2 separate regions of the Homo sapiens genome follow, and region 2 is linked to region 1. A link is a contact called in ENCODE Hi-C or POLR2A ChIA-PET data. All regions are on one chromosome and are shown on one strand. The core of a region is the stretch at or near the end of the contact, and the rest is flanking DNA. Distances in the headings are between cores, read along the strand shown. Region 1 holds the start of BTBD8 (BTB domain containing 8). Region 2 holds the start of EVI5 (ecotropic viral integration site 5).

Region 1 (5,043 bases), core at 1,703-4,202:
CGATCTCGGCTCATTGCAACCTCTGCAGTGAAATGATATAGTTAAGTGATTCTCTGCCCCAGCCTCCCAAGTAGCTGGGACCACAGGCATGCACCACCACACCTGGCTAATTTTGGTATTTTTAGTAGAACCGGGGTTTCGCCATGTTGGCCAGGCTGGTCTCGAACTCCTGACCTCAGGTGATCTGCCCGACTCGGCCTTCAAATGTGCTGGGATTACAGGCATGAGCCACCAAACCCGGCCTAACTTAAGTTGTTTTAAGATAAAACATGAACCAGGAATCATTCTGTCACCCATTTCCAACCAGAGAGTAGCCTAGTTGTTACTTTATCAGGTGATAAAGAGGCCTGGTAGAAATCTGGCAGGGCTTTGAAGGGAGTCTGGTGCTAGACTACCTGGGTGGTTTTTTGATTTTTTTTTTTTTAACATGTGGATATTTAAGGTATACAACATGATGTTTTGACATACATAGTAAAATGATATAGTCAAGCACATATCATCATCACACAGTTACTGTTTTCCCTCTCACCACACATAGTTACTTTTTTTGTGGTATGATCACCTAAAATCTACTCGCTTAGCAAATTTCTAGTATACAACAAATATTATTACCTATAGTTCTCATGCTGTACATTAGATCTCTATACTTACTCATCCTACATAAATGCAACTTTGTACCCTTTGACCTACATCTCCCCCAACCACCTTTCTGTTTATGTACTTTTTAAAAGATCCTACATATGAGAGTATGCAGTATTTGTCTTTTTTCTTTTTTTTTTTTTTTGAGACAGAGTCTGGCTCTGTCGCCCAGGCTGGAGTGCAGTGGCAATCTCCGCTCACTGCAAGCTCCGCCTCCCAGGTTCACACCATTCTCCTGCCTCAGCTTCCTGAGTAGCTGGGACTACAGGTGCCCACCACCATGCCTGGCTAATTTTTTTTGTATTTTTAGGAGAGACAGGGTTTCACCGTGTTAGTCAGGATGGTCTCGATCTCCTGACCTCATGATCCGCCCACCTCGGCCTCCTAAAGTGCTGCAATTACAGGCGTCAGGCAGTATTTGTCTTTCTGTGCCTGGCTAATTTTACTTAACGTCCTCCAGCTTCATCCATGTTGTCACAAATGGCAGGATCTTCTCTTTTAAGAATGAATAATATTCCATTGTATATATACAACATTATCCGTTAATCTATCCTAGGGACAGTTAGGTTGTTTCCATATCTTAGCTATTGTGAATAATGGGGCAACAAACATGAAAGTGCAGATATCTCTATGAGGTGCTAATTTCATTTCCTTTGGGTATATACCTGAAGAGGGTTTGCTGGGTCATGTCATAGTCCTATTTTTAATTTTTTGAGGAACCTCCATACTGTTTTCCATAATGGCTGCACCAATTTACATTCCTACGAAAAGTATATGTAAATTGACTAAATTTGCCAGTCAAAATATAAATACTGCCTGGGTTATAATACACCATTATTATGGTGTAACACACCATATATTATAGTGTGATATATGACATTGTGTGACCTTGGCCAAGTTTACCTATCCTTTGTATGCCTCAGCTTCCTCATCTGTAAATAGGTCTGAAGACAGTACCTAGCTAAATGGTTGTTGTAAGGATTAACTGAGTTAAAACACACAGAGCAAATAGAGTAGCGTTTATCACATAATAAGGATTCAAATATAAGCTACTATTATGTTATCTTTGACACCCCTCGTTTCTACAGGAATAATTAAGAATCAATTATCCATCCAAGCATTTGGGAATTAATTTTAAAAAATCAATTATCCAGTTATATTTTTCAGAATTAAGATGTCTGAATATTTGAGAGGGGGCATTATCTGAAGAAATGGTTACCTCTTGGCCAATCTTATGGTACAAATACAAAGTCCATATATTCCCCTCCCCGCCTCCTTTTTTTTTTTTTTTGTTTGGTAGAGACAGGGTCTCCTTATGTTGCCCAGGCTGGTCTCTAATTCCTGGGCTCAAGTGATCCTCCCGCCTTGGCTTCCCAAAGTGCTGGGATTACAGGTGTGAGCCACCGCAACCTGGCCAATGTATTTTCCAAGCAATTACTATTCTTCACCTTGTGTGTAGAGTTTGTGAATGAAACAGATTTTTTTTTTTTTTTTTTTTTTTGAGACAGGGTCTTGCTGTGCTGTTCAGGCTGGAGTGCAGTGGTGCAATCATGGCTCACTGCAGCCTCGACCTCCCGGGCTCAAGCCATCATTCCGCCTCGCTTCCCAAGTAGATGGGACTTGCCCGGCCCGAAGCGGAACTACTGAGTTTCCTTATTTTGGAGGCAGTAATCAAATAAAAAATACCAAAACCTTAAATGATAATCAGTTTGCTACTTTATTTGGGACAAAAGAGAATTCTATATTTCATCCATCCATCACTTCACTGCTCAAAGACTTTGCCCCTTACCTATTTCTCCCTTCTTGGTCATAAATGTTAGGGCTTTATATGCAAAGCCCTGTGCTTTCTCCGATCAAGTCCAAAAGCTTGTATGAGCCACTCCTTGGATAAGAAGGGGATGGGGCCTTCTAGATGCTGTAAGTATCTCTTATATTGAACTCAGAATTGTTCTGACTGGCAGTTTATGAAGTTCTTCCCCTACTCCTCCCATCGCCAATTTTTCTTGCCCCAAACATTTATACCTCAGGGTTAAGAAGCCAGGTAAGTGAGGGGGTGTGACTCGCCCAGTCTTTCGTTGGAAAAAAGTGTAGACCTGTCAGGAAGACACAGCATAGAAAGGCTGCATGTGCTGATTTGAACTCGAGCCTCAGTAAAACATTGAAATGAATGAACACCAACCGGAAGGGAAAGAAGAGGGGAGGGGATAAGGAGCCTGAGGATTGGTTTGCCCCGCGGGATGGTCCGCGCCTGAGCCATGGGAGGCGGGGTGCCCGCCGGCAGAAGTAAACAGAGCGAGTACGCCTGCGCACGCTCTTCCTGGGTCAAGAGCCGGCTCGGTTCTGGGATTCTGAGGCTCCCCACCGCGGTCCGGCTTCTCTGGGAGACTGTCTACAAACCGACGAGAGGCGTCAACCTTTTACCCTAGGGGGCGGATTTGGGTAGGAGCCGAGCGTTCGGTCGGAAACGCCCCCTTCTTCCTCCTGGGCGGGGCAAGTGAGGCCAAGTACTGGGCCTCCAGGGCGTCGTACCTCTGTGAGACATGGCTCGCTGTGGGGAAGGCAGTGCGGCCCCCATGGTACTTCTGGGGTCCGCTGGAGTTTGCAGTAAGGGGTTGCAAAGGAAGGGGCCGTGTGAGCGGCGCCGGCTGAAGGCGACGGTGTCGGAGCAGCTCAGCCAGGATTTGCTCAGGTAGGAGGAGGCGGGAACTCTGGCTGCTTCAGTTCCTAAATCGCCCACCTCCGCCCCGAAGCTGAGGCTTCTTTCGGCTCTGCCTCCCCCTCCCTCAGCACTTGGTTCTCCTCGCCTCAGGCGACTGCGGGTCGTTAGCCAGTCTCCCCACTATTCCGAAAAGTGGCTTCGCTCGCCCTGAATAAACAATCCCGAGCACCTCGACACCATGTACCAGATTCAAAAGGAAAACAAAAAAAGCTTAGTCGTGTGCAGCACTAGTTTGCTAGAAATATCTCAACACAGGCACGCTTAGTTGTTTCCAATCACTAAGGTCGGGTGGATCCAGGTCCTGAAACTTACACAATTTTTAAAATAAGCTTATACTATTTTAAGAAAAATAATAAAATTAGGAAAACGATTATTTGAAATGAGGAAAGAACAATACTATAGTCTTGGAGGTCTCTTCTGAGGTCTCTTTAAACAATTTACCAGAAATGCTTCCTGATTGCGACCTGGATTCCTCTCTCCACCTAGAGCTCTCTGTAGCTCCCAGCAACTCTCAGCTCCTGTGAGGACCAAAGCAAATGGAGGGTCTTCCTGACATTTAACCTTTGTAAGCCTCATGGATATCCTTCTCGGGTTATTGGGAATCCAGCTAAAGTAATTTCAGCTTACAAAGAAATTGAAGCTTAGAAATATGACCTAGCTAATTTACATTTCCAGCAAGACATTGATTCTTAAACTTGGGTGGGCATCACTGAAATTTTCCATTTCTAACAAGGCCCCAAGTGATGCTAATGCTGCTGGCTAGGGTGACTATGAGAACCACTGAGGTAAACATAATTACTAATAATTAAAAGTTGTGCAGCATTCTACTTTTTTTTTTTTGGAGACGGAGTCTCGCTCTGTCGCCCAGGCTGGAGCGCCGTGGCGCGATCTCGGCTCACTGCAACCTCCACCTCCCGGGTTCAAGCCATTCTCCTGCCTCAACCTCCCGAGTAGCTGGGATTACAGGCACGCGCCACCACGCCCGGCTAATTTTTGTATTTTTAGTAGAGACGGGATTTCATCATGTTGGCCAGGCTAGTCACGAACTCGTGACCACAAGTGATCCGCCCGCCTCGGCCTCCCAAAATGCTGGGATTACAGGCGTGAGCCACTGCGCCCAGCCAGGATTCTACATTTTGAAGTGCTTTCTGTCAAAAACTCACCCATACTTAAGGCTCCGATAGCTATAAACAGAATTTATCAAAGTAAAAAAAAAATCCCTTTAATTTGGGACTATCTACTGGGGAAGCTACTTTGTCTCTACCAGGGAGGGACTGATGAAAAAGATGGAAAAAATAATACTAAAGTTGTTAACGTTTCTAGGGTAACACATCTAATTTATATGAAGAAAATGAGGTTAAAGTATTGCTAGTGAACAATTTATCCTTATCTTAGTTACAACTGAGGGTAGGACTCAGAACTCTCAAATTCTTATTATAAACAAAGAAAAATAGATGTAGCAAGGTTTTTTTTTAAAACAAAACAAAACAAAATGCTCACCCAACCACCTTAAATGCTATACTAAATTAATTTTCTCCAAGCATAGCAATGTCATTTATTTATTCTACAAATACTAATGAAGTATCTAGCACTGACCACGTACCTAGCCCGGTACTAGGTCTTAAGTAATAAACGTTAATAAAACATTGCTTTGTTGTTTGTCCTTACACTCTAGTGAGAGAGGA
Region 2 (5,043 bases), core at 1,686-4,185, 700 kb after region 1:
TGCTTGAACCCGGGAGGCGAGGGTGCAGTGAGCCGAGATCGCGCCACTGCACTCTAGCCTGGCAACAGAGTGAGACTCCATCTTACAAAACAAACAAACAAAAAACACACACACACACAAATTAAGAATCTCCAGGCATGAAAAAAAACACCATTAAAAGACTGAAAAGGCAAAATACAGACTGAAAAAAATAAAAATGCAATACATATATATCCTAGAAAGGACTCATATCCAGAATAAAGCATTATAAATGAGAGAAAAATAAGCATATCAACGAAAACTGGGCAAAAAGACTTAACAGGCACTTCACAAGAGGAAATATAAATGGTCAACAAAAGATACTCAACCTCAGTACCAGGAAAATGCAAAATGAAACCACACTGATATATTACTGTACCTCTACTAGACTAGCAAAAAAAATTTCAACTGACAAGCACCAGCAAGGATGTGGGGTAACCGGAACATTCCCTGCTAATTGGTAGAACCACTTTGGGAAAATGTTCAACAATTTCTAATACTAGAGTTTTATCACCCACGTACCTATAAAACCAACAATGCCACTCCTACGTACATACTCCAATCTAGTAATGTCCTATTTCTTGATCTTTGGTGGTTCACTTAGTAAAAATTCATTACCTGCGATGTTTTTTGTTTTTGTTTTTTTTGAAAGACGGTCTCACTCTGCCGCTCAGGCTGGAGTGCAGTGGCATGATCAAGGCTCACTGCAACTTCGACCTCCCCGGCTTTGGTGATCCTCCCACCTCAGCCTCCTGGGTAGCTCGGACTACCAGCGCACACAACCACACCCAGCTAATTTTTGTATTTTTAGTAGAAAATGGGGTTTTGCCACGTTGCCCTGGCTGGTCTCAAACTCCTGGGCTCAAGTGATCCACCTGCCTCTGCCTCCCAAAATGCTAGGATCACATGCGTGAGCCACCGCACCCAGACCACCTGCACATTTAGAATTGTGAACTTTTTCTCTATACTTCAATAACTTAGTTCTAAGATTTATTTGACACAAAGTTCTCGGAAATCGTAGTTATCATTTTAGAACAGAAAAAAGACCACCTGGGCCAGGTGCGCTGGCTCACGCCTGTAATCCCAGCACTTTCGAAGGCCGAGGCGGGCAGATCATTTGAGGTCAGGAGTTCGAGACCAGCCTGACCAACACGGTGAAACCCCGTTTCTACTAAAAATACAAAAAAAAAAAAATTAGCCGGGCGTGGTGATGTACGCCTGTAATCCCAGCTACTCGGGAGGCTGAGGCAGGAGAATATATCCAGCCTAGGCAACAGAGTGAGACTCAGCCTTAAAAAAAAAAAAAAAAAAAAAAAAGAAAAGAAAAGAAAAGAAAAAGAAGGCCGGGCACGGTGGCTCACGCCTGTAACCCCAACACTTTGGGAGGCTGAGGCGGGTGGAACACGAGGTCAAGAGATCAAGACCATCGTGGCCAACATGGTGAAACCTCATCTCTACTAAAAATACAAAAATTAGCTGGGAGTGGTGGCGCGCGCCTGTAGTCCCAGCTACTCGCGGGGCTGAGGCAGGAGAATTGCTTAAACGCAGGAGGTGGAGGTTGCAGTGAACCAACGTCGCCACTGCACTCCAGTCTGGCGACAGAGCGAGACTCCCTGTCAAAAAAAAAAAAAAAAAAGAAAAGAAAAGAAAAAGAAAAAGAGCTTCTGGTACACTGGTGAAATTCTACTAACAAAATTTTAAAACAAAAAAAGTTACTTACATCAGCTCAGAACAAAGATTAAAAACTACCAGCAGATCACTTTTCTTTAACTTCAGTAAGCACTGGAATTCATTCTTTCGGCAAAGAAAGGAGTTTATTATTCAACACTGTAACCCAAAGAAAAGATACCACTTCAAGAAAATACTTCTTTTCGAAAGCAGCTCTACCAGCAATAGATAGGAGGAAAGCGAGGAAACCATTCCAAAAGGCTTGGTTTAACTCTTGGGTGAAAGGATGCCAAATGAGATGATCTAAGAAGCCCCAAAGACAGACAGACAGACAGACACAGGGAAATCACAGCAACTCTTTTGAGTGGAAACACCAACACCACAATCCAACCTACCGGAAATCCTGAGGTTAATTTGAGGCTTGCCCCACTAGTCATAAGGTGATTCAGGAATGGCTACAAACTCTTCTCAAGTTCATTCTGGACCTGGCACATCTGTCTTGCCCATCAGCAGCCTGGAGACACGCCATGCGCAGAATCCCGGAGGCCAAGTAAAGACGCCAACTTTGCAAGTCAGGGGGGCGAGTGCTCTCGCCCCTCAGGTCCCCAAAGGGAACCGACTTCTGGCCTCGAGGGTGGGGTGCAGGGTCAGTGTCCTCCACGGGATTTACGAGGACGTGCCCCCGAAGCTGCTCCGTCCCTCCACCGCCCTGGGACGCCACAGTTAGACCCGCCGACGAGTTTCTTCCCCAGCGCCCACGAGAAGGAGGGCTGCGGGCGGCGGCGGCGGCGACAGGCGAGGAAGCGAGTGCAGGGAACTTAGGCCCTGGCGGGGCCAGGCGCGCCCGCCCCGCTCCCACAGCAAAACTTGCGGCGGCCCCCGCCCGCCGCGCCTCGGCCCAGCTGTGCGCCAGCGGAACACGGACTCACCGCCCGCCCGGCCTCCCGGCCCGCCCGGCCTGGCGCAGCGCCCCTCACCTTGGAAACGTTGAGTAGACTTCGCCGTAAACATTAACTTCCCATCCAGCCGGCAGCCGCGCCGCCGCGTCTCAGCGCCTCGGCCCCGCTCCTGGCTCCACGGGTCGCCCGTCCCGAGTTCCCAAAAGCACCACGCTCACTCAGAAGCTCAGGGCCGCCTCGCGACCCTCACCTACCCCTCCCGGCACCGCCGCTGTCGGAACTGCAGCCAGCCCCTTGCCAGCTGGCCAGCTGGTTCCTCCGGGGTCCGGCCCGGCCGCGTCAGGAGAGCCCAAGGCGCAGGCGCGGGAGGGCCTTAAAGAGACCCGGCAGCCTCTACCGCAGAATGGGTTGGAGCAGGTTAGGGGCCGGGCGGGCCGGCCGAGAAAAGGAGAAGGCGAAGGGATTGGACGGAGTGCAGAGGAGGCGGGGAAATCGCTCTCGCCCTCCGCCTCTCTTTCAAAGCACCAGCCTTCAGTCCTGCAAGTCGCCGACTTCCCCGGCCACTGGAACCGCCCCTTCCATGTTAAAACGGTAGAAGACACACCCCCTCGGGGGCCCGAAGCGACCCCGAGCTTAGGACTGCAGGCCTCGCGCTGCCGCACCGACGCGGAGCCTGACTTTCAGGGCCCTGGCACGCGGTGCTGACGCGCATGCTTCGGAAGGCAGCCCCGAGCTCCCCCAGAGGTGGCCTTAGGGCACTCGCAAAAACAATAATCAACGCGTAAATGACACTTGTAATTGTAATGTACTCTTACACGTGTCTTCGCATTGGGTTTATGCAGACTACTGCAGGGGGCAGAACATGGGCACGAATACGTAAGATTCAGCCGGGCAGCCCTCCAGCGTCAACGAAGACATTCTTAGAAGGAAAGTACTTTGTTTGGGACGGAAACAGCCTATTAATTTCTGGTCCAGGAAAAGCAGGCAAGAAAAAGTAAAAAGGCAATACAGATTACTTTCATTATATGTTTAGAAGTGACAGCCGGGCGCGGTGGCTCACACCTGTAATCCCAACACTTTGGGAGGCCGAGGCGGGCGGATTGCCTGAGGTCAGGAGTTGGAGACCAATCTGGCCAACATGGTGAAACCCCGTCTCTACTAAAAATACAAAAAAAAAAAATAGCCCGGCGTCGTGGCGTGCGCCTGTACTCCCAGCCAAGCTACTCTGGAGGCTGAGGCAGGGGAATTGCTTGAACCACGGAGGTGGAGGTTGCAGTGAGCCAAGATCGCGCCACTGCACTCCAGCCTGGGCGACAGAACGATACTCTGTCTCAAAAAAAAAAAGGGACAAAAATTATAATAATTAGCAGCACAAGAAACTCCGGAATTATTTGTCTAGAAATTAGTATCCCTATTTTTAAATTTAAATTTATAAGACAGAATTCGCAGATGGGTTTCCACTGAACTAAGCATTTCAGAAAAAAAAAAAAAAAAAAACCTTACTTTTTTTTCAACAAGATTAGGAAATACCAAGAAATAGGAAGTAAAGCCATGCCCTCCACCCAGCTAAAAACTTTGAAAACTTGAACTTTTATCTGAGGCATATGTTTGCATAACTTTAGGTTGTGCCATTATTTAAAGAAATTTCAATTAACAATTTTATTGCAACTCAATCCTTGTATAAGAAAACTAAGCTACATCCTTGATAATGTACCTCTCCCCTCTTATATTCCATCCGTCAGCAAATTCTATTGGTTTTTCCCTTACAAATGGTCCTTGAATCTGTCCTCTCCTATTTCCTCCATCACCACCCTAGTCTAGGCTACCTTCACCTGGGGAGTGGGGGTGGAGGGATTACTGACCTAGTCTTCTTGTGGTTTACCCATATTCCCTTTATCCCCTCTCTAATCTCAACACAACAGGCAGAGTGACTTTTTCAAAATAACAGTGTGACCCTGTCACTTCCCAGCCTAAACCACTTAAACACTTTCCCATTCTCTTAGAAAAAACCCTCCTAACTAACCAAGCCCTGAATGGCCAGGTGCCTTGCCCACCTCTCCACCTCTTCTCACTGCTCAGACCAATTCCACCCTGCTGTCTGTGCTCCAGCCACGCTAGCCTCTTTTATTCCCTATTTACCGGCTTCCTGGCCTCAACAGAGCTTTTACTCATGCTTTGCTCTGTGCCCAGAAAGTTCTCCCAGTCCTCATCCTTTGACAACGGCTCTAGTATCCACCTCTGAGAAGCATCTTCTGACCTCCCTATGGTGGTCTCTTACTCCTTTCACATCGCATGAAACTGTAATTGGGTAGTTATATTGGTGAATTTTTTACTATTAGCTCCTTAAGTCCAGGATTTGATTTTGTTTGTTTCATGGTTGTATTTTCATATTTGTTAAATATATATTTGTTCAGTAAATGAAAATTATAGATGCTAAAACTTAAACTAAATTTGGCAT

What was found. A loop is a pair of places that touch in the nucleus more often than their neighbours do. ChIA-PET counts read pairs that join two places held with the same protein, here RNA polymerase II (POLR2A). Pooled maps may share reads with other maps.
Region 2: a loop to region 1 is called in a pooled map, with 5 times the contacts of the local background. The contact joins the promoter of EVI5 here to the promoter of BTBD8 in region 1. A Hi-C loop is called at or near these places in 6 of 50 pooled maps. POLR2A ChIA-PET finds 5 or more read pairs at or near these places in 3 of 52 experiments (T-cell, WTC11 and activated T-cell).

What each region holds. Positions count from the first base shown.
Region 1 is chr1:92,077,393-92,082,435 of GRCh38, forward strand. BTBD8 (BTB domain containing 8) reads left to right here and starts at 2,953. Exons shown (of 18, transcript NM_001376131.1): 1 at 2,953-3,328. The coding sequence starts at 3,180. RefSeq lists an enhancer at 4,226-4,893.
Region 2 is chr1:92,782,173-92,787,215 of GRCh38, forward strand. It overlaps EVI5 (ecotropic viral integration site 5), which reads right to left and starts at 2,936. Exons shown (of 20, transcript NM_001350197.2): 1 at 2,664-2,936. RefSeq lists a silencer at 2,517-2,786 and an enhancer at 3,057-3,336.